Linked DNA regions of Homo sapiens: region 1 is linked to region 2. Evidence: chromatin contacts called from ENCODE Hi-C or POLR2A ChIA-PET data. All regions are on one chromosome and are shown on one strand. Each heading gives the region's core, a stretch centred on a gene start or an enhancer-like site at or near the end of the contact. The rest is flanking DNA. Distances are from core to core; before and after follow the strand shown. Region 1 holds the start of JMJD1C-AS1 (JMJD1C antisense RNA 1). Region 2 holds the start of JMJD1C-AS2 (JMJD1C antisense RNA 2).

Region 1 (5,931 bases), core at 3,383-5,882, 35 kb before region 2:
CTTGCATAATTCAGTTGAAACTCTTGGTTTCCCTCATTTAAATAGTGGCTTGCACGATTCTTAGCCCTATCTATATATATAATCTAAGACTTCATAAACGCAGTCCATTATTTACATTTGACAATTAATAAAAGCCTTCAAGTTATAATAGGTTTGAAAAATATTTGTTAAAATGCATTAAATTTGGATGAAATTCTATTGATAGTTCCTTAATTAAATAAACCAAAGCATTTCTATTGTCTATCTTTCCAGATAGACTGTGAGCTTCTCAAGGATAAAGGTCCTATCTCCAGAACCTTGCAGGATGTGACCCACATAGTAAGTGCTAAATAAATACTGAACACAGCAATTATGAGTAAACTGTAAATAAGGATGAAACAACTTGATAACTGACCTTCACGTTTCTTTTAAGTGACTTTTTAGTATAATAGTTAATAGCAGGGAGCCTTTGTTATCACAAGATCTGGTTTTGAAAACCAGTTTCTTAATGTGTATTCTTAGGCAAGTTACTAAACTTCTCTAAACCTCATTTTCTTTATCCTCAAAATGAGATTACGTGTGTAAAGTACTTAGTATACTGTCTGACACATAGTAAGTGTTCTATAAGTGGTGGCTAAAAAGATGTGTTAAACTTTTTGTCTGTGTTAGATAATATCTGTGATATTTAAAGTAGACATGTATAGTGACATAAAATATTAGTATGTATGAGAGCAGATGATTGACACTTTCCACAGTTACATACCAAGTCAAAAAGTGAAAAATCTATAACTACTAGGCTTTTGCTTATTCAGACTAAACTAAGTAGATAATTATGGTTCTTATTGCAGTGAATACATTTTCTTCCTTTATAAGTCAGTTTTTTAAAAAAACAAAATAGTTTGTGGGTTTTTTTTGTATTTTAAAAATGTTTTTTAGAGACAGGGTCTTGTGATGTTGCCCAGCCTGAACAGAAGTCCTGGGCTCAAGAGATCCTCCAGTTGCAGCCTCCAGAGAAGCTGGGACAACAGACACATGCCATCATCCAGCCCAAGCTGTTTTTATGAATAAATTTTTGTGAACTTCTAAAAAGGGAAAAAATCAAATAATCTCCCAGTCTTTGGTGTAGATTAAGATATTTGATGTAGGAGGTTTGCTTGAATTGATGTGTGCATAGGCATATTTAATGGACATATTTACACGTGGGGATGGAAAGACTAGAAAATCTAATTTATATGTCTAATTTTCAGCTTCTATAAGTAAACTTAGTTATTTTAAGTAATTCACTGTCATTCTTTTTACCTGTATAATGAAAACAAATACCATTACTCTTCTGTTTCCGAGTATCTTTATGGAAGTAAAGAATGTAAGGAAACAAGTTAAGAAACAAATATTCTGAAGTTTCAAAACCAACTTGAAAAATTTTTTAAATTCCTTGTTATTTACAAAGTTATGATTTGCTGGCAAAAATAAAATAATAAAAATACCCCTTAATACAAAACGAAGCAAAAAATGCCAGCAAACAAACAAAAAATCTTTAAGGACTTTTTATTCTACATTTAAAAAAATGTACTTTTAAATTTTTCCAACAGCAAAATATCCACAAATTAGTGTAAACTCTAGGCATTGGCTGTAGTCAAGGGATTAGTAGAAGAGAATTTGGACCAGAGTTCTAAGAATATTAAGATACTTGATTAAAAATATTTTGGGGATATATGCCCTCCTGAAAAACTTTGTTTCTATACATGAAATATTTTGATTGATTTGTTGGATTACATGCTTTTCAGAGGACTGAAAAGGATGGAATTCAACATGTAGTGGGAGTTCCCAGGGGCCCATTTAGAGCAGTTTGCCTACAAAATTGAAAACAGCTGGCAGTTTTATATAAGGCAACTAGCAACCTATACTCTTAAGAATGTAATTTGGTGAGTGGGATTTATGTAATAACTGATGAATTTGCATGTTTTTCTCAAATGACTTTATTTGTATTTTTCGTTTGCTCCTAGGATATCACTGAAAATTAGGATTCAGGCATTTTTGCATTTTTACAATTGCATCATGCCCATGGTCACAAAGCAGATCATTGATGACTTGGTATCTGGATGTTGATCTCCCTACTCTTTTATCCTTACATATGTTGAATTATTGTCACCAAGTCACTTTACTGGTTCCTTAATCTACACTGATTTTAGAAATCTTCATCTGTAATTCTTAAGATAATTTGCTAAGTATTATACAGTGTACACTGAAAAAGTGGACTTGGAAATAAAATTGCCCAAGCAAAATTTTTTCTCTCAACTTGCCGATATGCATTTTTGGGTATGTTTTGCTGTTTTAATTTATTACAGGTTTTTTGTTTGTTTGTTTGTTTTCGGGGGGACTGAGTTTTGCTCTTGTTGACCAGGTTGGAGTGCAGTGGCACGATCCCGGCTCACTGCAACCTCCAGCTCCCAGGTTCAAGTGATTCTCCTGCTGCCTCCTGAGTAGCTGGGATTACAGGCATGCTCCACCATGCCCAGCTAATTTTTTGTATTTTTAGTAGAGACTAAAAATACATTTAGTTTCATCATGTTGGCCAGGCTGGTCTCGAACTCCCGACCTCAGGTGATCTGCCTCCTAAAGTGCAGGGATTACAGGCGTGAGGCACCGTGCCCAGCCTATTTATTACAGTTCTATGTTTGGTCTTTGGCAAAATTTGACCATGATTATTAAAATCCATCTTCCTTATAATTTTGGTTTCTAACCTATTAGCAGTGGTTGTGTTTCTCCACTTCAAATTGCCCAGCTTGAGTGTTCTAGAGAAAACAGATAAAAGCCTTATAGTTATTTTAAACATTCAGATTACTACTGTAAACTCTGTTAACTTTTTTTTTTTAAATAGAGGTTCAGGAAAATCTCAAGAAACTGAAATTTAGAATATTGGACTACCTATAAAAAAGCAGTATAAAGGGTGCCTGAAATCGAACTGCTCACTGACATTTGTAGGGAGGTTTGATTTATAACAAATAAGTTGATCAAAGAAGAGTGATTGTTCCAAGTTAGAGATCTTTGTGTGGGTTAGGGAGTCCGATTGTAATTGGATGGGAAATAAATATTTTTTTTCTTGAATTGTGATTGGCTAAAATCCTTTTCTTTCCATGGTATTTTCTAATAACTGAATCTGGGGATTTTCTCTGCTTTTATTATCTGACCAGTGTGTTTGAGCTGTGTACCAGTACTAAAAGTACTAAGACTGTCGCAGACACGGTTTGTGAAATTTCAGGACGTTGACAAGGGCCCGCCACGGAGCATTTGCTGTTCTTATAATAAAGCAGTGACGAATTTAAATCTGTGAATAGCTTAAACATGTAATTAGTATCACCACAAATGAGAAGAATGAAAGGATCACATTTTCCCCCTCGTTTTCCCTTGAAGTCATGAACGGTTGGTTCTGCTGTGACTTTGGGGCTTAGTTTTCAGTAGAAGTGTTGTCCTGCTCTGCTGCTGTTACTGCGGGACTGCTAATTCAGGCTAACTCAGGCGGCGGGCGCTGTGTGCTCTGAACATCAAACCGCGGGTGAGGCGTCAACCCAGGAGTTTATTTTGTGATCAGAGTGGAACCACTACACTTCACTTTCCCCTCACCTCCACCTCTGAGGGAGCAACGAATACAAAGGTAGACCCCCAAAAGCTTTGAATAGCTGTCGCCTACTTTCCCGCGGCCCTCTTCATTTTTTCGTCTCCCGCTGCCGCCGCCGCCGCCGCCTCTGGATCTGGACGGACCCAGTGGCCGCTGCCGCCTCCGCAGGGCCGGGCACTACTTTCCGTCTGCGGTGGTTCCGCCGACCCTCCCGCGGCTGCTGCCCCGCCCGCGCCGGCGGAAGGAGACGCGCTGCGCGCCGCCGCTGCCCGGGGAGGGAGACGGAGCAGTACTGGCCGCGGCGCGGTGGCGGCGGCTGGGCTGCCTCGGGGTCTTCGACGGCCGCGTTGGGTTTTGTTTCAGTTTTCTTGTGTGGCGCTGCAGCACAAGGCTGCGAATCTGGGAGTCCAAAGGAGTGTTTGCGGGGAGGGCCCGAGGTCGCTGTGTCCGGGGCAGAGCGGCCGGTTCGTCCCGAGTCTGCGCTCTTTCGGGTCCGCTGCTGTGTCCCGGTCCGCTCTCCTCAGCATGAGCGGCCGGTAGGAGTGAGGTTTCATCGGTTCCCTCGCACTGGAGGAGGCAGCGGCCGCTTCGGCAGCGACAGCTATGGCGGTAGAGACGCGGGCAGAGCTGGTGGGTAAGCGGTTCCTGTGTGTGGCGGTCGGCGACGAGGCACGTTCGGAGCGCTGGGAGAGCGGACGCGGCTGGCGAAGCTGGCGAGCGGGGGTCATCCGAGCCGTGTCACACAGGGACAGCCGCAATCCGGACCTGGCGGTAAGAGAGTCAGCGCCCCCCTTTTCCCCTGCCGCGCCCGCACCCGGCTCTCGCAGACGTACCTTGCAGGCTTCCCTCTGGCGCCTCGCTCAGCCCGGCCAACTGGCGGTCACGCCCCTCTGCTGAACCCTTGGCGCGTTTGCCCGCATCCCTTGCCTGGGTCCCTGCGTCTCTCCGAGCGGCTTCCCCTGTGGAGGTGGTGTCGGAGCAGGACTCCCGGGATAGCCGCGGAGGCTGCCCTGGCCCCCATCCCGGAGGGGTCGACCGCGGCTCCCCGCTGTGGCGCCTGGGCGGCCACGGAGACCTCCCCGAAAGGCGGAGCCGCGAGTCCGGCGCCGCGCGGGCAGGTGGGGGTAGGGGGCGGACCACTCATGGCGACAGGCGGCCAGCTTCCCTGGTATCTCTTTTCTTGGAAAAGTCTTCATAGTGCTGTAGCTCGAGACTTAAAACTTATCCTGTAAGGTTGCTGAAGGGGAGGGAGAAAAGAAAAGAGACCTTCCCACACAGTCCGGGGATTCCTATGTGTTTTAGAGGCAGAGGCCGTGGTGGTGGCTGTGCCCGGATTCATCCTCTCCTTAATAGATGCTTGGCTTTCTAACCGTAAAGGATAAAAGTGAAAAATTTTGGTATGGAGGGTAATCTCTCTTTCTGTCCCCAATGTGCTTTTCTTGTTAGAAAGGTATAGTTCTTTGGAGTCAAGCTGTTTCTGGGTTTTATACGATTTTAAATAAGACGAAAAATGTTGTCAATTAAAATGTTAAATGCCATGCAGAATTGATTATCTTTTTTTTTTTTTGGTTTCTTACATGTGACGCTGCCAGTGCTTTCTTTGAGTAGCGTAGGTATGTGCATGATATTGAGCTGTAATATGCTCTGTTGTGTTCCAAGTACATTCTCACTGAGGGACAGCTTGAAGGTAAGGGGCGGAGTAGAGACAAGACATGGACTAGACTTCCAAAGGTTGATTTATGAATACGTAATCTGTGAAATTTATTTGTAATGCCCTGAGCCATTTACTTTTTCAATGAAAACTTCAAATTTAGGAAATTTTTTTCCCTTTGTGTGCATGAAAGCTTACAATTCCAAATTCATTGTAATATTTGTACAGGTATCTACCTAATATTTTTTACCTACCTATTTTAATAGTTTCTGAGTGTGTTTTTGTAAACTCGGGTTTTCCTCACTGTAGTCAATGATATGGTTAATGCGGCATGTATTAATATTGACTCGATATCGCAAAATAGGTGTGTTTTGCTGATAGGTATTTCTAACAGAAAATAGAGGTAGTTTTGAAGGTTTTGGCTGGTTATTTTCGTATAGAAATGTATAATCTTCCTTAAAAAGTATTGGTGATGTTAGTGGTTCTAAAAATTATGGCAGTTCAATTCAGTAACTATTTTTGTTTGTGTAAAAGGCTGAGGTAAGAGGATTGCTAGAGCCCAGGACTTATTAAGAGTCCAGCCTGGGCAACATAGGTGAGACCCCCTCATCTGTAAAAAAGGAAAAAAAAAATTTGTATATATAAATAACTTAATTGCTCTCTTAGTTGGGAATTTAAGTGATTA
Region 2 (5,830 bases), core at 3,056-5,555:
TTACGAAGTTAATCACTCCAACTGTTGGGAACAGGAACTATTCCAAACTCAGGTGAACTTAGAGAATTTCACTCTCTCATTCTTTCAGTTTGTTTCATCCACCTTTGTGTAGCTTCTTAAAAGCACATAGGCTTGGTCAATCTTTTTTTTTTGTTTGTTTTTCTTAATAGATGCGCTCTGACTTTGTTGCCCAGGCTGATCTTGAACTCCTGGGCTCAAGTGATCCTTCCCGCCTTGGCCTCCCAAAGTGCTAGGGTTTACTGCGTGAGCCACTGTGCCTGGCCCAGGTTGGTCAATCTTTATCTCATTGCTTAGAGAGAACCTCCTCTGGAAATCTTCCTCTCTCGGTAGCTTATTCCTCTCTAGTATTGTGTCCTGAGAACTCCAGAGTCTTAGCCTCCCTGGACTTCTTTCTAGCCTTATCTCCTTGACTTACAAAGGCTCCTGAATCCCATGTGATTTCCCCCTTCTTTGCAGGATAGTTTGGAAACTTCAGTCAGTTAAACTGGTGTGATCAGAAAGCTTACATAATTTGTTTCCCATAACCTAGTCCATTGCCGTTTGTAACGTATGTTGCATCTTAATTGTTTCATCTGTTTTTCCAGGTTTTTTGTTGTTTCAGGCAGAAACATAAATGCCAACTCTGCTAATTCATCTCACTGAAAACAGAAGTCTGCTTATTAAATTTTAGCTTTTTGTTATTAAAATTTAAATAAAATGTACATGTTGGGTACCCAATAGATGTTAGCCCCAAAGCTGCAAAATACTGGCTTGTAGAAGTGTTTTGTTGGTTTATATGACAATTTAGATTTTGGGACATTAAACATAAAAACTGGATTTGGGATTTCTCTTGATACGTTTATACTGTAATATTTTGTTTGCATTTCAGCATTTAGCTGTAACTGAAATGATTCCTAGTTTAGTCACAGCATACCCTCTCTAAATTGTTAGCTTAATTTTCCCTTTTTTTTTTTTTTGGAACTCAATTTATATCGTATGGGCCAGGTACAGTGACTCAGACCCGTAATCCCAGCACTTTGGGAGACTGAGGTGGGAGGATTGCTTGAGGCCAAGAGTTCAAGATCAGCCTGGGTAACATAGTGGGACCCCATATGTACAAAAAATAATTAACTGCATGTGGTGGTACACGTGTGTAGTATCAGCTACTTGGGAGGCTGAGGTGGGAGGATCACTTGAGTGCCAGAGGTCGAAACTGCAGTGAGCCATGATCTCACCCTTGCACTCCAGCCTCAGCATCAAAGCGAGACCCTGTCTCAAAAAAAAAAAAAAAAAGAAAAGAAAAGAAAAGAGTACATTGTTTCTTGCCCAGTAGAGTTTGAAAATTGTCATTGAGGAGATATGAATATTATCATCATGGTTTGTGAATGACGTAATTGAATTATGAGTTATTCCTGATGTTACAGTTAAGCCATTGCTGCTATTTTTTAAATTCTCAGTATCTAAATAAATAAATAACTCCCTTAGGCCGGGCGCGGTGGCACAAGCCTGTAATCCCAGCACTTTGGGAGGCCAAGGCGAGCGGATCACCTGAGGTTAGGAGTTCGAGACCAGCCTGACCAACATGAAGAAACACCATCTCTACTAAAAATACAGAATTAGCCGGGCATGGTAGCGCTTTCCTGTAATCCCAGCTACTCGGGAGGCTGAGGCAGGAGAATCGCTTGAACTGGGGTCGGGAGGCAGAGGTTGTGGTGAGCCCAGATCGCGGCATTGCACTCCAGCCTGGGCAACAAGAGCAAAACTCTGTCTCAAAAAAAAAAAATGATAATAATAAAATAAATAAATCCCTTGTTTGAGATCCATGTATATAGGAAAACAGATTATTTTTATTTTGTGTTTATAACCTATGGTAGGTTGACAGTGAAGAGAAGAACTCAGGACAGTTAATGAAAGCATCACCTTTTCTTTACTGAGATCTCCTGTGTAAGGAAATCATTCAGTTAGTCTTAGAATTGTCATGAAAGATTAAGAAATGTTCATAGCATTGTGATCATCATCTTAGGTATTCAGTCGGTGAATTTCTGTTTTTAGGTGTAATCTAAAAGTTCTGTAAAATAAACATCAACAATGTTGTATGCTTCTTATGGCTGTTCTAGGTCTCTGTGTTTTTATTATGAACTTGTATCTGATCTTTTCAAGTTTTTGTCTCATGGTATTTTTTCCTCAATGCCAATTAACAGTGGTTAAACAAAATAGATAAGGTTTTCCTTCTAAGTCCAGAAGTAGACATTCCAGAGTTGATGTGATCATTTAAGGATGCCAGGGCTGTTGAAGACTGGGCTGTTGTTCTCTTGGTCTTTTCCTCATGGTCAGTTACAATATAGCTGATACTGTTGTTGTCTTCCTTAGTTCAGCTCCAGGCAGGAAGGAGGAGGAAGCAGAAAAGGGCAAGAAGGCTCATAGTGTCACACACACACAATGGGTGGGTTCATTTGCTTGGTGGATGACAAGTCCAGTGACCACAACCAAGTATGATTTCACAGGGGGATTTTATTACTTGCACCAAGTAAGGAGGACACTAGGGATAGTCCCAAAGGCAGTGCCTCCCCAAACAAAGGTGAACACCCGGGCTAGTTAGCTGAGTCATTGTATTAGAGGTGGAATAAAGGCAGTGCAGGCACATTTATCATGCTTTTACATACATCAGATGTATAGAAAATGGCACATAAACTACTTCCTGGGTGGGGATTTTAGTATGGTAGTGAGGAGAGTTTGCCAGAAGTTCATCTCCAGTTTAGTCATCTCTGGACCCAACCACTGGGCTGAGCTTCTTTCTGGAACTTCTTGAAACAACAAGAACTCAAGGCGCAACAGTTACAAAAGTGAGTTTTCTTTTTCTTTTTCTTTTCAGACGGAGTCTTGCTCTGTCGCCAGGCTGGAGTGCAGTGACGCCATCTTGGCTCACCGCAACCCCTGTCCCCTGGGTTCAAGCGATTGTCCTGCCTCAGCCTCCCGATTAGTTGGGACTACAGGCATGCACCACCATGCCCAGCTAATTTTTGTACTTTTAGTAGAGATGGGGTTTCACCTTGTTGGCCAGGGTGGTCTCTATCTCTGGACCTCGTGATCCGCCCGCCTCGGCCTCCCAAAGTGCTGGGATTACAGGCGTGCGCCACTGCGCCCGGCCGCAAGTGAGTACTTTTTCACAGTGCATACCCCAAAACCTGGGGACCCTGAGTTACAATATCACCTTAGTTTGCCCCTAGTCAAGGAGCTTTCTAAAACTCACCCCAAGTCATCTCAAATATTACATCTTATTTACCAGAATTACGTCATATTATCGTCTCTGTCTTCCAGAACCTTAAAAATTTTAGGATAGTCCATTATTGCACCTAGCAAAATCAGTGTTCTTTTGGTAAGAAAGCAGGAGTAGATGGATACTGTATTTACAACTTGAAGTCCCTACCTCAGAAACCACCATACTTTAGGAGCCTTCTGTTATACCCATAGGTTGGCCTCATTTTCCATAACTGTGCCTCTTCTGAAAGCATAAAACTACAATATGTCATTCTTACATATTTCTGTACATTAATCTTATTTTTTCCCTTAGCTTTTATTCTCTTAACTTCCTCAATAATTAAGTTGGTCTTTTTGAATGAGATGGTTGCCCTCCAAATGTTTTGAAAGCAGAAGTGATTAATGTTTGTAAGTCAATATATGTTATAGTATTTTATTGTTCATACTCTGTCATTTCCTCCTTTCACAGACCAGTAGATATACTTGGTTATAAAGTCTATAATCCCTGAATTTGTTTGCTTTTCATGACCATCTGCACTGGTTTTATTGTCATCTAATGTAGGTGTTAAGCCATTGTCACTTTTTTAAAAAAATAGTTTTGCCAGAGTCAGTGGATCACGTCTATACTCCTAACACTTTGGGAAGCGAGGTGGGAGGATTGCATGAACCCAGGAGTTCGTCTTCATCGAACGAAACAAAACAAAACAAAAATTAGCCGGTATGGTGTTAAACACCTTGTAGTCCCAGCTACTCGGGAAGCTGAGGTGCGAGGATCTCATGAGCCCAGGAATTCCAGGATGCGGTGACCTGTGATCATGCCACTGCTCTCCAGTGAGTGAGCTCTTGTCTCTAAAATAAATAAATTAGATAGTTTTATTGAGATATAATTTACATAGCATAAAATTAAACCTTATAAAATTCATTGATTTGTAGTATACCACAGAGTTGTGCAACCATGACCCCTATCTAATTTTAGTATACCCCCAAAAGAAACTCACTATCCGTTAGCAGTCACTTGTGTTCCTCTTCCTGCCACTTCCAGCCCTTTGGCAACCGCTTATCTACTCTCTTGTCTCTATGGAAATGTCTGTTGTGAACATTCCATATAAATGAAATCATATAATCTGTGCCCTTTTGCATCTAGCTTTCTTTCACTTAATGCTCTCAAGATTTATTCATGTTGTAGCATGTTGTTAAGACAACTTCCTTATCAGATAATGATTTGCAAATATTTTCTTCTATTCTTTAGCTTGTCTTTTCACTCTTGATTTTGATGAAGCCCAATTTATGTTTTCTTTTGTTACTTGTGCTTTTGGTGTCACATCTAAGAAACCATTGCCCAACTCAATGTCACAAAGATATTCTTATATGTTTTCTTCTAAGAGTTTGATAGTTATGGGTCTTACATATTGGTCTCTGATTTGTTTTGAGTTAGTTTTGTATATGGTGTGAAGTAATTTCCCAACTTTATTTTTTGTATATGGAAACCCAGTTGTCCCAGTACTATTTAAGAGACTCTTCTTTCCCCCATTGAGTTGTCTTGGAACCATACCAACTTTTTTAAAAAGTGGCTTTAGAAATAGTTGTGCATAAATAAACATGATTTTTTTATTCTTAATATTGAATCTGGATATTTAGAAATGGGATAGAGTTTTTAGTCCTTAGATAAGAGCTTACTTCCCTGTTTACAATTACTAGGATAGCAAGTAGCTCACAGTAGGAACTCTGAATAGGTTTGTTGAATATATATGGATGGTGTCTTGAGAGGAAATTGAGTGGGTGAATTTAAATGCTGTTGGAGCATTCAGTTAGAGATACTAAAATCATAAACCTTCTTATTTGTAGTAATATAGTGCTATAATAAGAGGCATAGTGATGATTCTTCTTTTTGCTTTGGTTTTTTATTTTGATTGTGCTGAGTATTCATACTTGTTTGAGATGCCAAGGTGCTGCTTTCTCAACTGGCAAATGTTTTAGAATAGGAAAACCTTTGCTCACAACATTTTCCCTGCAGGCTACTTTAAATTTTGCCTTGAATCTCAAAGCCTATGTAACATTGTATCAAAGCAACTCGTTTTATGCATCTGTGTTGGTCATTAATGCTGTTTGCCAAATAGTTTTTGTTCTCATCCTTCATGTTAGGGGCTGTGACTAATTCTGGCCAATAAATGAGTTGTGAGAAAAACAGATGTTTGAAAGGAAATTGTGCATCCTAATATTGCTGCAGTATTTAAGTTCCAGTATGAGATCTTCAAAGCTGTCTTTTTTTTTTCTTCTTCCGTTCTCAGATCCTGAGGCAACATTTTGAGGTGCTATTCCCCCTGAGTTAAAAAAGACCTGTCAGGCTGGGCTCGGTAGCTCATGCCTGTAATCCCAGCACTTTGGGAGGCTGAGGTGGGTGGATCACCTGAGGTCAGGAGTTTGAGACCAGCCTGCCATCATGAAGAAACCCTGTCTCTACTAAAAATATAAAATTAGGCAGGTGTGGTTGTGCATGTTTGTAATCCCAGCTACCCGGGAGGCCGAGGCAGGAGACTCTCTTGAACCCGGGAGGTAGAGGTTACGGTAAGCT

What was found. Hi-C counts contacts between places; a loop is a spot of excess contacts on that map. ChIA-PET counts read pairs that join two places held with the same protein, here RNA polymerase II (POLR2A). Pooled maps may share reads with other maps.
Region 1: a loop to region 2 is called in a map of endothelial cell of umbilical vein, with 2.6 times the contacts of the local background. The contact joins the promoter of JMJD1C-AS1 here to the promoter of JMJD1C-AS2 in region 2. A Hi-C loop is called at or near these places in 6 of 168 maps with a recorded cell type or tissue (CD4-positive, alpha-beta memory T cell, CD8-positive, alpha-beta T cell, PC-3 and 3 more), 4 of 37 single-sample maps with no recorded cell type and 7 of 50 pooled maps. POLR2A ChIA-PET finds 5 or more read pairs at or near these places in 10 of 52 experiments (CD4-positive, alpha-beta T cell, H1, MCF 10A and 6 more).

Annotation. Positions count from the first base shown.
Region 1 is chr10:63,463,930-63,469,860 of GRCh38, reverse strand. It overlaps JMJD1C-AS1 (JMJD1C antisense RNA 1), which reads right to left and starts at 4,632. Exons shown (of 1, transcript NR_027182.1): 1 at 3,298-4,632. JMJD1C (jumonji domain containing 1C) reads left to right here and starts at 3,884. Exons shown (of 26, transcript NM_032776.3): 1 at 3,884-4,366. The coding sequence starts at 4,199. RefSeq lists enhancers at 3,422-3,471, 3,922-4,091, 4,172-4,241, 3,863-4,652 and silencers at 3,742-3,891, 4,432-4,771.
Region 2 is chr10:63,429,050-63,434,879 of GRCh38, reverse strand. It overlaps JMJD1C-AS2 (JMJD1C antisense RNA 2), which reads right to left and starts at 4,305. Exons shown (of 2, transcript NR_134312.1): 1 at 4,257-4,305; 2 at 3,678-4,107. All of the region lies in intron 1 of JMJD1C (jumonji domain containing 1C), which reads left to right.